4 separate regions of the Mus musculus genome follow, and regions 1, 2 and 4 are each linked to region 3. A link is a loop called in an ENCODE intact Hi-C map of the cell type or tissue named here. Cell type or tissue: gastrocnemius. All regions are shown on one strand. Region 1 has its middle 42 kb from the start of 1700061I17Rik. Region 2 has its middle 81 kb from the start of Plppr4. Region 3 overlaps Frrs1 (ferric-chelate reductase 1). Region 4 holds the start of Gm52613 (a long non-coding RNA gene).

Region 1 (4,000 bases), 220 kb after region 3:
TAGTGTCCAAGTCAGTTCTCAAACTGTGATTGTACTTGAAGACAGAATCTATATAGTATATTGTACTTGGAGACAGATCTTCGTGGAGATAAATAAGTTACAATGGGTATCTTCCTGTCTCTGTCTCCTGAGTGCTGAGATTAAAGGTAAGTGCCACCACCACCCAGCTCTAAAATTAGGATGTTAAAAAAAGTACTAATCATATTTGACGGAAGAATTCCTAAGAGAGTATGATAGAGACAGACATACAGAAGAGTGATCCCAGGAAAATGTGGAGAAGATGACAGCCTACCAGGCAGGGTAAGCCTGAGAAGACACCAACCTTACCAATACATGGACCCCAGAGTTATAGCCTCTGGGACTATGAGAAAATGCATTTCTGCAGTGTAAGCTATGTAGCCTGTCATAGCTTGTCATAGTACAACCATGGCTAGTTGAAACATTCACAACCATCACTATAGAAACTCAAAGACCAATCCTGTCTCTTCCGAGAGACTCTACGCATCCCAGACGCTGGTAATTGAAACTTCCCGCTCGTCAGTTTCGTTGTCATCTTGTGTTAAACTTTCCTCCTCGTCAGGTAGACAGAAGGGGGAGGGGGTGTTAGAGTGGGCACTGAATGATGGGCTTCTGATCATATGAACTCTGAATCTCTTCCTCCTGCCAGACCACTGCCGAGTAAGGGGCAGACACAGGACTGTGCAGTCACACATGTGCACCTGCGTGGATAAGGTGTGGGAGGCACCCAGGGCAGTCACACATGTGCACCTGCATGTATAAGGTGTGGGAGGTACCCAAGGCAGTCACACATGTGCACCTGCATGTATAAGGTGTGGGAGGCACCCAGGGCAGTCACACATGTGCACCTGCATGTATAAGGTGTGGGAGGCACCCAGGGCAGTCACACATGTGCACCTGCATGTATAAGGTGTGGGAGGCACCCAGGGCAGTCACACATGTGCACCTGCATGTATAAGGTGTGGGAGGCACCCAGGGCAGTCACACATGTGCACCTGCATGTATAAGGTGTGGGAGGCACCCAGGGCAGTCACACATGTGCACCTGCATGTATAAGGTGTGGGAGGCACCCAGGGCAGTCACACATGTGCACCTGCATGTATAAGGTGTGGGAGGCACCCAGGTATTGAACAAGTGTCAGAGTGCAGTGTGGTTAATAGCTTTTGGGACTAGATGAAACCTGACAGCTTCACAGTTCTGTTTGACCTTGAATGCTGTTCAGCTTCTCAGGCCTAGTGACAGACTCTACCTTCTTAGCATGTTCACAAGGACTGATGAGTTAGATCATTTGTCGGTTATGTAGTACTAGGGGGAGGGCTGAATCTACACTTTATAGCATCCTTGTGCAAGTTAGTGAAACAACACAACAGATTTGGTGGTTTTGGAGTTGCTTGTTTTGGAAATACGGTCTCACTCTGCAGCCCAGGGTTGGTCTTGAAAAGGCAGTCATCCTGATTGAAGTAATAAATGTAGTGCTGGGAAGTTGAGCAGGCATTAAACACATGTCTTGTTGTTCTAAGAATCTCGATAAGTGTTATGGCTATGCTCTCAAACAAGAGATTCAAGGTGCATGAACTGTATAGCTCTGGCAGGTCGGCCAGCTTCAAGGCTCCCAAACCCTCAGAGGGCAGAGAGGTCAGAGTACAATGTAGAGCTTCCAACTGCCGACCTTTGCCCATTCTACATCAGATGTTGCCTCACTTTGCCATAGAGATGAAACACGCTTCTGTCTTGCTCTTACCTCCCATACAGGGAAAACCAGGCTTCATACACCCTGGGGCATGAAGACTAGCAGAAGAAACCGGATGTCAGCAAGGCATTGGCAAAGGATCTATTATCATTGTTACACATGCGAAGGTGTTTCATTTTTCATAAGGTTGTGGTTGTAAGCCTTCGCAAGCAAATGACTAAGGAACGAATCTCTACTGGCTCCTTCCTGACTCTTCTGAATGTCTTCCCTGTGACCTCAGACAGCGGTCGTGAACTTGGAGGTCATCACCCCCTGGGGGGGGGTTGCATATCAGATATCCTGCTTGCTAGCATTAGGAAGGTTGAAAATCCGCTGCCTTGGAGCCTGCGTCTCCTTCTCAGCTCTTCTGTCCTGACTAAGTCCAGCATCTCCTCATCAACAGCAGAGAATGTGCATGACGCTCCCTCTACTCCCTGCATTCAGGGTTGCCCTGCCTCCAGCAGCCTTTCCACACCATGGCTGTCTGGCTTTGAATTTGTCTTTTGTTAGCACAATTTGGTCACTGAGTTAATTTTTATTCAAATCTCAGTGGCCCTAACACATCACACTGGTGTAATAGGGAATATACTGACAAGGCTGGAGATTTTTAAGTCACGTACACCGAATCCACACACATTGCAGCCCTCTCTTCAAGGGAATGCAGGATTCCAATGAGTCTGAGAATAACTGCAGAGGAAAAGCCTGAACTTCTCAAAAGAAACCAGATGGTGGCAGCATAGAATGCACAAGGAAGGCCAGGACCAACGGCAGCTTCCAAACATGAAACTACTAATTAGTGATGAGAACACCATCAGGAAAACCGGTTAAGAACATGCAGTTTAGTTCCAGAAATACCTGCTTTTGGCCTTGTTTCCATCCTCACTGGCGGCATGAACTTGGGCAAGCCGATTAATTTCTTTAAGCCTCATTTCCTCATCTACACAATGAGGATGACCATAATTACAGGAGTGTTTTGGGATTATGGGAGAAAATGTCTGTGATATGCTTAGTCTATGCCTAGGAAACAAGCAGTTCAGGGACAGGCAGGCAGACAGACAGATAGAGATATATATGATGAGTAGTTTTATGTCAATTTGACACAAGCTAACGTCATCTGAGAGGAGGCAACCTCAATTAAGAAAATGTCTCCATAAAATCAGGCTATAGGCAAGCCAGTAGGGCGTTTTCTTAATGAATTATTGATGGCAGAGGGTGCAGCCCATTATGAGTGGGGTGATTCATGGCCAGGTGTTCCTGGATTCTACAAGAAAGCAAGCCAGTAAGCCGCACTCCTTCACAACCTCTGCATCAGCTCCAGCCTCCAGCTTCCTGCCCCATTTTCCTGTCTTGGCATCCTTTGATGATGAACAGTGGTGTGGAAGTATAATCCCTCTCCGACTTGATTTTTGTCATGGTGTTTCATCACAGCATTAGTAGTCCTTTCCAAGACAGACAGATAGACAGACAGACAGACAGGTTTTTATTTTTACTTGAAACATTGTCTCCCCCGAACCTGGTGCTTTCTAACTGAGTTAGATTGACCGACCAGAAAATCTATTTCCACTTATCCACTGTTGTAATTACAAGCATATCCTGCTGCACTTGGCTTTTAAAGATTGTATTTTAAATTTTATTTTTAGTGTGTGTGTGTGTGTGTGTGTGTGTGTGTGTGTGTGTGTGCGCGCGTGTGCGTGCGCACATGCAGGCTTTCTGGCTTTCTGTGTATGGGCCTATGAGTGCTGATATCTACAGGGGCCAAAAGGTGGCACCAGATCCCTTGGAACTAGGGTTAGGGATGATTATTGCAAGCCACTTGATATGGGCGCTGGGAACCTAACTTGGGCCGTCTGCCAAAGCAGTAGGTGCTCCTAACTGCTGAATCGTTTCTGTCCCACCACTTCGTGACTTTTTGCAGTGTTCATGCTGAGGGTCAAAGTCACATCTTCATGATTGTGCAGTAAGCACTTTATTGACTGAGCCATTTACCCAGCCCTGAGCATTGCATTTTTCAGGAATAGTTGCTTAAACATTCCCTAAACTGAGCATGGATACCTAGGGCAAAGGAGGCTCATTGTCTAGAGAACTTAGAAATACTTCTAAATGCTAACTGAATTCAGTCTTCACTTCTCAATCACCATGCGCTGGCAATGCTAAACATTAAAAGTGATAAAATATTTTTCCTTATAGTAACTTGGTTCCTTTAAAAACTTGAGGATTTCATTATCAGCCAAGCATTTTAGATGGATGCTTCTG
Region 2 (4,000 bases), 540 kb after region 3:
TAGTGGACAAAGTGATGTGTGTTCACTTTGGAACACTCCCATTCCCATGTACATCTTGTTTTCTGATTGTCAATTACTTGGGTGATTACTCTGTTCATGTCTGTCTTGTCTAGTAGTAAGGGAAGGCTTTAGTGACCGAGCACAATCAGCTGCTAACAGAACCCTTTCTCCCCTCCCCCTCCCGAGCACAATCAGCTGATAACAGAACCCTTTCTCCCCTCCCCCTCCCGAGCACAATCAGCTGATAACAGAACCCTTTCTCCCCTCCCCCTCTTTTCTTCTAGTCCCCTCCTTCCTCACCTCTCCATTATCTCCAGAAGATTTGTGTAAGCTTCTGGTGTGGTTTTTCACATTTTACCTTTATCCACAAAACATATAAAGTGCTGTAAGCAAGGGCAAAGAGAGCACAACTAGCAGGGTGCAGGGCAGGGTGGTACACCCCTTTAATGCCAGGGCACTAGAGGCAGAGGCAGGCTGACCTCTGTGAATTTGAGGCCAGTTCAGTGTAAGTAGTGAGTTTCAGGACAACCAGGACTATGTAGAGACACCTTGTCTCAAAAATAGGATAGGATAGGATAGGATAGGATAGGATAGGATAGGATAGGACAGGACAGGACAGGACAGGACAGGACAGGACAGGACAGGACAGGACAGGACAGAACAGAACAGAACAGAATAGAAAAGAAAAGAAAAACAGAAAAAAGTTAAACAACAACAACAACAAGCAAAGGAACAACAACAAGAACAAGAAGCATGGGCTTTGAAGCCATGGCGTTTCTTAAGTTCTGAGCTTGTGCTGATAGAGCTCTTAAGAACTGTGGTCTCCATACATGTAAGATGAGTAACAAAGCTGCTGCATGATGCAGTTACAGAAATTAGTGTATTCTCACTACTGCTTTTTTTTTTCCAAATCATCTTTGTTTACCATTGGCAAGCATCTGCTATGTGATGTGGTTATGCACATAAATAAGACACGGAGCTGGCTCTCAAGTAGACTTGTGTCTGAGTTCAAAACAGAGATGCATGATCAAATTAGAGGTTTGGGTAGTCCACAGGCACAGAAAGCAGTAAGAACTGGATCTTGTTTTGCTGGAAGAGGATGAAGGATAAAGAGGCGGCATGTTTGTATTCTTGTTCCATACCCTAACACACTTCCCAGGCTACAGCTTGTCTCTTCTCAGTCAACAAATGTGATTTGGGGCTTGTCTTTTAATCTCTCTGTGCCTCAGTAGTAGCAGTGGTAGCCAAAGTTTACAAATCACTTAATACATCACAGACTTTCTTCTCACTGCTTTTACTTGGCTTAGTTCTCTTACTCCTTACAACAATCACAGTTCAAGAAGAGGAGCTAAGGATGGCTAAAAGAGACAGCAACAGTGACTATGTTGTCTGATGGTGCCGAAATAATAAAAACATCCGACCTGGAACTCAAACCCTGACAATCGAGCTCCACAGTCATGTCCTTCAGCAGACCTGAGTTTAGCACGTTCACAACGACAGCAATGACAATAGCTGTATGGCTACCATCTCACACATGACATCATCTGCTATAAAGGATGCTTCTGTAAACTTGGCTGTTAACATTATCAACCAACTGCAGTTATTGAAAATATCTGCTTACTTGATTTTTGAAATCTAATTAGTGCTCTGGGGAATATTTCAAATTCTTGTCTCTCTGGTTTTCACCAAGAGATGTAGGCAGATCACTAGCAGCAGGCAGAGCTTTGGTCTGGTATGAGCCCTCTTGTGGAAAAACGTAAGAATTCAGGGCAGCGGCTTTACCTGACTAAGGATTGTGGGAGAGAATCTTTTCAATTTCAATGCAAAGAAATCTGGCTACTAATAATCTGGCATCATCTACAGTTTCACTGAACACAGAAAACATTTCATCGATGACTTGGAATATAAAATTAGACAGGTAAAATGCTCAGTGCTACAAACATTAAAAAGCAAGACCACCAGGCAACGGAAATATATTTATAAGCTGCAGCCAAGCAGTTTGCATGCCTCCAAAGATAACCTAAATCAAGCAATTACATTACAAGGAAATTTCAGAGGTAAAAATGCTGGTTACCTAAAGAAAACAATTCAACATTAGCATTTTGTATGACATAACAATAATAGGCTTTACATTGCATCATTTATTTGTGTTTTTTAAAAAGGCAAGTTTGATTAAGGGATTAACCTTGGACAACGAACCCTCAAAAAACACCTCAAATGTGCTGAAATGTTGAGAGGCTCTTAAATTAATTAAAAGTAGGAACTGATTAAATATTAGCATCTGGATGAATCATTTATTGGGAGATCCTATTGTGAGAGTTTAATGCATGTCTTGTATTGGTGAATGATTCCCCTGGTGACAGATATTTACTTCTTTGCCTCTAACACTGTCTGGTTTGGTGTTGCAGAAATGTACATAGTAGGACTTTTTCTCTACTTTCCTTTATAAAAATAGTGCTGCTATTTACTCTCACAGTGAGGTACACCTGCATTTTCTGTCTCTTTCTTTTGAATCAGAAATGCACTTAGCCACGTGGTTTCTTCTTATTCTTTGCCCATTCCCAATATGAAAAGGGTATGTATGAATAATAATAGTTCCTATGTGAAAATACCCATCAAAAGCTCCTTCAATTACGAGCTTCCTATTTAAGAAATTTCCAAGCCGCATCAGTTGAACTTGGAAGAGCTTAGCATATTAGCTTCTAATCAAGATGGCAGTCTGCAGAAGAAGAAATCAGAGAAACTAAGGTGCTCCTGAGCCTAGAACAGAGATAGAACCCAGATGTGCCCAGGTCATTGATGATTTCCCAGCCATATCCATTGACTCAGATGGTGCCATGGTAGAGGAGTCACCCAAGCAGGGTGCTGCCCAGTTTGAAATGGGATTTGAGGAGGCTTGGTGGGTATGAGTTGAGTTTCCTTCCTGCTTCCAGGAACCTTCCCAATGTTTCCTACTTTGTAGTAACTCTGAAATAGTTTACAGAAGAATTCTGGAGCTAACATCAATTTGACTTACACTTTGCTTACACAGGCAAGTCTCTGACTAGAAAGAGATAGAAGTTCCCTACAGTGGCCTTGTTGACCATCATCTTGATTACTGTCAATCTTGTTATCCTTTACTTCAGTCCCTTTTGGAGTGTTCATATAGTCTCTCTCTCTCTCTCTCTCTCTCTCTCTCTCTCTCTCTCTCTCTCCCTCCCTCCCTCCCTTTCTCTCTCTGTCTCTTTGTCTCTCTCTCTCTGTCTCTCTCTCTGTCTCTCTATCTCTTTCTTTCTTTCTTTCTTCCTTTCTTTCTTTCTTTCTTTCTTTCTTTCTTTCTTTCTTTCTTTCTTTCTTTCTTTCTTTCTACAGCACTTTTGGTTGGGCCCATGCTTCTTCCAGATGCAAGCCAAATAATGAAGAAGTTGGATAATAAAAAAAAATAAACAATTAAAGTCCAACAGAAAAGTGTTAATTAATCACCTGGACATTAATTAGCTGCAACTCCTGGAGTGTCTAAAAGTTCTCTTCTCACAGAATCTGATTCATCTGTTCACTTGCTGGACATAGTTTAATTTTTGTGTGTGTGTGAGAATTAGCTACCAAAATCTGCAGCAGAATTCCATGCTGGTTAAGAGCTGTTCCAGAGAACTAATGGATCAATTCAAGATAGAGTGTTCCAAAGCAGCACAAACAAGAGGGCCAAACATGATTTTTAGGTTTGTCTCAGCCACATACATTATTTCATTCAGAAGCTTACTGTAAGTAATATGGGGGAGAACATTTTTCATGGGATGAGTGTAGAGGCACAATCTGAGTCTTCCTTTTTATTTAAAATTTTTATTGGCTATTTTATTTATTTACATTTCAAATGTTATCCCCTTTCCTGCTAACCGCCCTATCCCATCTTCCCTCTCCCTCTTCTATGAGGTTGATCCCCCACCAACCCACCCACTCCCACTTCCTGGCCCTGGCATTCCCCTACACTGGGGCATCAAGTCTTTACAAGGCCAAGGGCCTC
Region 3 (4,000 bases):
GCACGTGCCACCACTGCCTGGCTATTTAATGTATTTTAATTGATGTAATTACACAATTATTACTTTTACTGGGCACTAAGTTTGAGCATTTCTCTTTCTACACAGTGGCAGCAATGTTCCTAGGAATGGATTTGCCAGGACTGAATCTTCCCAGTCCACAGAAGACCTACGCAATGATGGGCTTTGTGGTCTGGCACATCGGGACTGAGGTCATTCTGGAGATACATGCTTACCGTCTCTCTAGAAAAGGTAGCCTGCTTGGGAAGCACTGCTGCGAGGCTGGAGAGGTGGGGTGGGTGGTACAAGCACAAAGATCTGAGTTTGAGTCTCCAGCATCCACATAACGAGGCAGGCATGGCCATACGTGTCAGTAACCTGTGCTGTGTGGGAAGGGATTCAGGGAGGTTGCTGGGATCGTCTGGCTGCCAGCCCAGCTTGAAGTTCAGTGAGAGTCCATGACTGAAGGAAATAAGACAGAGTCCCCATGTGTGCCTGTGAGCTCGCACATGGCACAAGTGCAAATACACGCATTACACACCCACATGTGCATATGCACACACATGCCCCCAAGGTTCAGAAAGTTTGCAACATTTAGTAGCTTGAAATGGCCAAATCTATATCCTACAAGACTGGGGAGTGACAGGCCTCAGGTTTAATCTTGTTTTTGTGACAAGTTTATTTGCATGTCACCTTTCTTATAACCACACATTGTTCTTGACAGTTGAAATACTGGACAACGATAGGATTCAAATCCTTCAGTCACTGACTGTCGCAGAAGCAGAGGTGAGATTCTCTTCTCTTGCTTATCGACACAGACATTAGTGACGGTGCTTTTGGCTAAATCTCAGTTTTTATTTCAGGGTCATGTTTTTAAGAAGGTGGTGTTGGCCGTTTACATATGTGGGAATGTGATTTTTCTCTCGATATTCTTATCTGCAATCAACCACATATGAGCACAAAAAGACTTTTATTTTTTATTTTTTGTGGGCCTGGGTCATGATGATCATTAAAATGAGGAGAGACCTGAAGCTTGTGCCGACCACCTGCAGCACCTACTAAGTCCGAAGACCCATGGGCATCGCTATCGAGGAACGCTGAAGTCTGGGTTTCCCAGCTCACATTCAAGTGGGCTAAATAACCTGGGCCTTTATGTGTAATTCTGCATCCCTAAGGGAACATTGTACCTGAGATGACATGACTCTCAGCATCTCATGCCAGATTTAAAACTGTAAACTGGAATGGATAGCAGATGAAGACAATTATCTCAGGCAAAAAAAAAAAAAAAAAAAAAAAAGAAAGAAAGAAAGAAAGAAAGAAAGAAAAAAGAGAAAAGAAAGAATAAATGGAGATTGTGTCTTTGGGAATGAGACAGGTTTGGTGTAGCCCAGGCTGGCCTTTAACCAGTTGTATAACCAAAGATAACCCTGAACCTCTGATCTGCCTGCCTCTGTTTCCTGGGTGGTTTACAGGTGTGCACCACTATATCTGGTTTTAAGGGAACTGTAATTTTCATGACGATGCTGCTATGGTACTTTAAAGACTACATTTATGTTTGACTAGTTTATTTAAAAGATTTTGTCTTAGAGTTTAAAAAAAAATTACTACATTTTGATTTTATGCGCACACACACACAGACACACAGACACACACACACACAGACACACACACACACACACACACACACCAAACAAGTAAAACCTACAAGAAAAAAAACTAAACACGTTTTCCGACCAGCAGTTAGGAGATTTTCTCCTTTGTGTTCAGTATTTCTGTCTAAAGGTAGCTGTTGATTTATTCAGTGGGCATTTCCTTAACATGTAGTTATATTACGGATACTATATTTCCTTTAGCAGTTAAATGCAGGTAGGTGCCCCTGATTAGAGATCTCATTTATTTTTCCTTTGTGGAGCTGAAACGACATCTTATGTCCTGTTTCAGCCGTGAGATCAGTCCTTATAGGAGCTAGAACAAAGCTGCGAATCTCTCAGTTGCTAAACCTCACCCTTGTGAACGGATCCAGCAAGTGTTCTTGTCTCTTGAAGATACACTAACATGGATGGGTTCCTTTGGAAGACATCCCTGGTGCTCTAGTGACAGCACAGGCCGTGTGTTTCCTCCTACTCCGTATTTTCTATCTCTGCTGTGAGGACTTACAGCCAGTGGGTGGCGCTGTAATACCGGAGGACTCATTTGTTCTGTTGCCACTAAGTGTTTTTATTATGGGACTATTTCCTTACATCATATGCTCTGAATTCTCTCTCTCTCTCTCTCTCTCTCTCTCTCTCTCTCTCTCCCTCCCTCCCTCCCTCCCTCTCCCTCTCCCTCTCCCTCTCCCTCTCCCTCTCCCTCTCTCTCTCTCTCTCTCTCTCTCTCTCTCTCTCTCTGTAATAGGTGCTAGAAACTTAATGACTGGTGTTAATACTTTCTGACTTAACTTTTATTTGTTTTCTTTGATTATTTATAATGACTGTTTGATATTTTCTTTTGTATCCTTCTGACCCTGCTGCAAATGAAGATAATTTTCTTAGGCAAAGGAAACAAGCAAAATAATTGGTAGAATATATTTTATTTTTCAGATACTTTTTCAGCTGATGATATCATTTCTGCTTGGCCCCAGAACCCCATCTTCATCTCTGAGTAATGACCCCAGCTCCATGCTTTTATTTCTAACCAATAAAGTGAAAACGTTCTGATTTTCTCTACATAGATTTTAGCTAAAAATAGCACAGGGTTCAGGTAGGAATTTCCTGTGCTCATGGTCAATGAATGGCACATTACGGTTTATACTATCCCTTGAGAATGAATTTATTTCAAAAGAAAAAGGTCTGGAGATGTGGCTCAGTGGCACCGTGCTTGAGCAGAGTGTGTGAAGCCATGCCTCCATCCTCACACTGGAGAAATGACACAGCAACAATTTAAATCTATATGAAAAAAATTTCTTTCAGTTTTCCATTGTAAGCCACTAAAGGCTAAAACATATGTCTTAACCAGTCCTGTTCAATAACAGACAAGGAAAAGTTCTTTTCAGGAAAGGGTTTCCACCTTTTTTGTTAAGGTTTGCTTAGGTACAGTTTGCAGATAGGTGAACTTGCTGGACTTCTGATGCCAAGGGCAATATAATGCATTTTTCAAAAGAAAAATTTTTTTTATTAGTCCTTTAAGATGGAGGTGTACCCTCTCAGAGGTGAAGGGGAGATGGGATGAGAGGAGGAACCCTGTGAGGAGAGGCTTGGGGGGGGGGAGCAGCATTTGGGATGTAAATACATAAATTAAATTGAAGAAAAAGGATTTTACATAACGGACAGCTGGGTGTGGATCCCAGATCTTGGGAGGCAGAGGCAGGAGGATCTCTGTGTGTTCAAGGCCAATCTGGTCTATAAGAGAGTTTCAGGACAGCCAGGGCTGTTACACACAGAAGCCCTGTCTTGGAAAAAGACAACCATAAAGAGAAAAAAGAGTTTCATATAATGTATTTTGATCATATTCACCTCAGTTCCACCCACACCTCCCCTAACTTCCCTAATTCCAAACTGTATGCCATATTATCATTATTTTTTAAAAACAATTTATGCTGTCTACACTCTCTGGGTTTCCGGCTGTCCTCCAAGGAGCAAGGTCAATTTTTTCCAAGCCACACCCTCCCAAAGAAAATGGACTCACTCCCATGAGAAGCCATCAACTGTCCTTAGGTCCTCAGGTAGGGGTGGGGTTAGAGACCCCTTCCCACTCCACGCTAGAATGTGGATTAGCTTGGCCTTGCCCAGGCGTTACGCAGGCAGCCACAGTGGCTGTGAGCTCACAGTGAAGAGATCCTGCCAGCTCCCGAAACAGTTTCCACCCTGTGCCTTTCTTTCCAGCCTCTGGCGCTCTTACAGGCTCTGCGTCTCCTCTGACGCGGTCCCCGGGCTTTGGGAAAGGGTGTGATATAGATGCCGGACTCGTGACTCATCACTGCACAGATGCTTTGACCGGCTGTGAGTTCCTGCACAGCATCTTTTTT
Region 4 (4,000 bases), 63 kb after region 3:
TCCGCTTAAATGCATAAGACACAAAGGACAATCACAAGTTGAGGAAAAGTGTGAGCAAGCGGGTTGATAGGCACATCCGTAACTATCTAAAGCTAAGCCTTTCAGTGAGAAGCAACACACCAGCCAACCCACCGCCCCTCTTCTCCTAACCGGGTCCGTTCTCTGCAAATTGACGCTAGTTCTCAGACCTCATCACAACATTTCCCAGAAATGCCCTGCATTCACAAGTCTATAATCTCCAGATGTAGGAGCATTTCCACTGGAGTACTTCCATATTAAGTGCTGTATTTTCTAACATTCCCAGAGTAATGAAGATACGGCAACGTGTTTCCTGTGGAAGGGGAGGGGATCTTTCTGTTCTCTGGGACCCCACTCAGGACTCGGATTTTGTTCTTCACCACGGACTGTGCTTACTTCCAAAGAGTAGCTCTGTGGCGATCAGTGCCAGTGTGACCTGCGTTTCTCCACACCCCCCTCAAAATAATGGAGAATTTGGTATCACCATTTCCAGTAACACTAAATATCAATTTCATGCTGGGTGTGTTGGCGCCTTTAACCGCAGCACTTTGGAGGCAGAAGCAGGCAGATCTCTATGAGTTCAAGGTCAGCCTAGTCTACATGCTGAGTGCCAAGCCATCCATCCAGGGCTACATAGTGGGTAAACATTGATTTCAACAGCCCTTTGTCTGTATAAAAATTAGTTATTTGCTAAATGCATACTAGCTTGAAAATAGCCTCAAGAGACTCTTGAGGTTCCAAGTATAATATTTAGTCAATGCAAGGTTGCTCTGTTTTCGATTACAGCTGGGAATGGAACTCATTGACTAACGAGTACTTTGGTCATCAACTCAGGAAATGAGGAGTGGCTTTAGGGGTGGAGCAATGAAGGCAGAATGTGAAGGTAATTAATTAAAAGAGTCAATTTGGAGCATCCAGACTTTAATGTCCTCCTCAAAATAATCCTTTCTGAGTCCTTTCATAATTTGGCCCTCATTGTCTTTAAACCATTGAAAAAATTTGTGAATGATCTTAAAATAAAATTTACTGGTATGGGAAATGAATGGCGTCACCACAGGGTTACAGTAGTTTTATCGTAATGCTACTTGGTTCAGCCAAATTATATGAAGATGAATTTTTTTCAATTATTTGTAGTTAAAAGAACACCTTTTTAGTTACTTGAGACCCTGTGGAGTAAGAACAATATTTACAGCTTATTTCATTTTACTGCCAAAAGTTAGAGAATCATAATTTAATAATAATAAAAAAATCAAACAGCTCTTGCAGTGTTAATGTTTGTTGTTCTTGTCCTTTTACAGTGAAGTCTCTGTGTTGTTGAGTCTTGGTGTCTTAGGGAATTAACATCTTTGCCGTCATGGACATATATAAAAATTATTTCAGTGTAGGAGAGCAGTTAAAAGATTATCTCTGAGTTTTTGTAATTTTAATGCCTTTCAAAAAATGAGATAACTCTTGAAAGTTCCCTGGGTACGGTGTGTTTTCTTTTCCTAGGAAGAAAGAATAGCAGGGGTGGCTTCCTGGGCAAGGCCAGGGCGGAGTAAGCTGGCATTTCCCAGGGTGTGCAGGAGGAGAGTGGTTGTATTGTTTCCATGGACACGGAGGAACTACTCCATTTCCCCTCTAGGTGGTGACAAATGTGACTGAGCCCTGTGAGGTGCAGGCTTATGGAAATTCGTTCCTATAAACTTTTGCCAGTTTTTACCCTACAGGCTTTAAGCAAGAATTTTACTTTCAAGCTAAGTTTTGTGACTGTACCTCCAAGACTTAATTAACTCTAAAGGGATATGTTTGGGCTCGTGGGATAATTTTTAAAAGTTTATTAATTTTAACAGTGAAAGTATCTCTATATTCAGGAACCTGCCTACCTACTCAATTCCTTTTAAGGCATTTTGATCTTCTATATCTAATTGCACCTGAAGCCTCAGTGAAAATTCCTTGGCTTTCTGAATAACTCTCAGCCGCCATCTACTTGGACCATGCCCTAGTTCACTAAATGCTCTAAGCTGCAAACCACACTTAGCAAGACCTTAAAATAAGATGTTCCCCAGTTCAGTAGCAGAGACACAGAAGAAGGTGTCTGTGTGCATCACCGAGTCAACTGTTTCATTTGGTTATCCGGGAGGTAAAGCCGTGGGGAGAAATGGAACCTAGTTGTGAGCGACTCACACGGCCCAGTGAAGTAACCTTTAGCCAACAGCTGTAATGTGAAAGGGCCATGCCAAGAACAACAGAGCACAGTGGAGTTCCTGTCCCTTCTAGGAGGACAGCTGAAGCTGTGGCCGGATTTAACAACAAAACAAAACAAACAAAAATCCAGGCCAAGGTTTTTAAGATGAAAGGAAAAAATACAGTAATTAGAATTCAGAAATTAAAAAGTACTCTCTATAGAAAGGTGCCCAGGCTGCTTAGTGGACTCTTGGCTCCTTTTCACTGGTGAAGAAAGTAGGTTTTTATTTATCCTTTCTGGGTAGGAGGGAAAAAACCCCCGCTATATTCCCTTAGTGTGTGTGTGTGTGTGTGTGTGTGTGTGTGTGTGTGTGTATGCACAACAAAACCTAAATTAGGATTTGCTTAATTAATTGTGAGAATTTGAGGAGCAAAGAGTTGGATAACCTCCTATCTACCTTGATTTAGTGTCAGTTTTTCAGAAAGTAGTTACTTCTTTTTTGACGGTTAATTTCAGTGTCAGAAAATGTGACGCACAGGGGTGTGGATTTGCCAAGTTGCTTTTCCTTGCAAAAATGCTATCAAAAGTTACAGCTAATAACGATAGATGACCAGGTCAGGGACTTCCAGGTTATCGTCACATACAGCAGTTTGGAAGCAAATGAGAAAAAGAATGGTATCATTTAAGAAAAGTGACTCATTTCTTGCTTTGATTTTTTTTTTCCCCAGAACAAACATCAAGTGTACTACTTTTCTTCCCGGAATTAGGGAAATATTTTCCAAGTCCATCTTGTGCATGGCTCCTGTATTGAGACCTTATTCGGACTATGTCTGTCCTTCTGTACTGGAAAACTGATCTGCGAGAATTACTCTGATGCGTGCCTTCGCTACTTTTCTTCTGTTTTAATACTTCGCATATATATATATGCATACATACATACACCAAGCTTTGCTTTAATTCAGTTAGGTTTGTCTGGAATATACTTTGACACATGAATAAAAATGTTTCCGATTTTCTTCCTTTTGATCTACCTCTTTAAAAAAAAACTTTTGGGGGTTCTATTCATTGCTTTGAAAAGTTTTCCAGTTAGGCATCTATAAGAACATTTGTCCGATAGAAGGAATTTGAAGAAAAAACCCTAAACTTCAGATATCCACAGAAGGTGAGGAGAGTTTACAAACTATTTATAAAAACAAGCAAACAAGCAAACAACCCTTGATTATCGTTTAGAATGCAAACACCATCTGTAAATTCCAGAACCATTTCCCTGGATCTCAGGTTCTGAAGCCCCAGTGTCATGGAGGGTCACAAGGGTTAAGAGAAGCAGACCAGAGTCCACGAAGGCTTAGTTCTGTTTCTCTACTTGGAAGGCCTGGGAGACAAGGACAGCTAGCAACGTCGCCTGTGCCGGTGCCGGTGCCGGTGCCGGTGCCGGTGCCGGTGCCGGTGCCGTTTGTCTAAGCAACCACCTTACTGACTTAAAACTCTATGTAGACTTACAGTGATGGCCTGGAGTCTTCCCTTCACCAGCTCAGCTTCTTCCATTCTAGAAGTCAAGGACAGGCAGACGCTGAAGGAAGTCCAAAGCTACCATAAATCAAGGTGCGTCCTTGGAGAGGGGAGCTGGAGATGACAGAAGAGACACGGAGAGAAATCCGCTCTTTGCAGCAGGGAGAGAGGAAGAGAATTCCGAACTGTCAGGAGCGGAGCGGCTCAGAGCCCATGCACAGATGAGGCCAGACAGACACATGTAATGAGGGTGCACTGGGGAGGCAGACGCTGAGGCTGCTGGCACGAGTTGACTGACAAGTTTGA

The links. A loop is a pair of places that touch in the nucleus more often than their neighbours do. Peaks named below come from ENCODE experiments on the same cell type or tissue, not always from the same donor. Only the 100,000 strongest peaks of a DNase experiment are listed, where the experiment ranks them.
Region 1: it touches region 3 in a loop (2.9-fold over the local background); 14 of 42 quality-filtered maps call a loop at or near these places.
Region 2: a loop joins it to region 3, with 7 times the contacts of the local background. A loop is called at or near these places in 28 of 42 quality-filtered maps.
Region 4: a loop joins it to region 3, with 2.3 times the contacts of the local background. A loop is called at or near these places in 9 of 42 quality-filtered maps.

The regions. Positions count from the first base shown.
Region 1 is chr3:117,118,107-117,122,106 of GRCm38, forward strand. No RefSeq gene overlaps it. Among named protein-coding and RNA genes, the nearest start is that of 1700061I17Rik, 42 kb to the left of the region's middle. In gastrocnemius, a CTCF peak has its summit at 2,476 (motif pointing right); DNase peaks (open chromatin) are centred at 2,126, 2,471 and 3,583.
Region 2 is chr3:117,440,348-117,444,347 of GRCm38, forward strand. No RefSeq gene overlaps it. Among named protein-coding and RNA genes, the nearest start is that of Plppr4, 81 kb to the left of the region's middle. In gastrocnemius, no CTCF peak of the experiment used is centred here; a DNase peak (open chromatin) is centred at 1,754.
Region 3 is chr3:116,902,209-116,906,208 of GRCm38, forward strand. It overlaps Frrs1 (ferric-chelate reductase 1), which reads left to right. Exons shown (of 17, transcript NM_009146.3): 15 at 106-249; 16 at 722-783; 17 at 861-1,542. The coding sequence ends at 953. Among named protein-coding and RNA genes, the nearest start is that of Frrs1, 43 kb to the left of the region's middle. In gastrocnemius, a CTCF peak has its summit at 2,157 (motif pointing right); DNase peaks (open chromatin) are centred at 2,159 and 3,841; H3K4me3 peaks cover 482 bases; H3K27ac peaks cover 1,337 bases.
Region 4 is chr3:116,964,813-116,968,812 of GRCm38, forward strand. Palmd (palmdelphin) reads right to left here. Exons shown (of 8, transcript NM_023245.3): 1 at 3,686-4,000. The coding sequence starts at 3,730. It overlaps Gm52613 (a long non-coding RNA gene), which reads left to right and starts at 2,210. Exons shown (of 2, transcript XR_003954544.1): 1 at 2,210-2,460; 2 at 2,914-3,204. 4930455H04Rik (RIKEN cDNA 4930455H04 gene) reads left to right here and starts at 3,455. Exons shown (of 3, transcript NR_040596.1): 1 at 3,455-3,787. In gastrocnemius, a CTCF peak has its summit at 1,633; DNase peaks (open chromatin) are centred at 1,603 and 3,994; H3K4me3 peaks cover 4,000 bases; H3K27ac peaks cover 4,000 bases.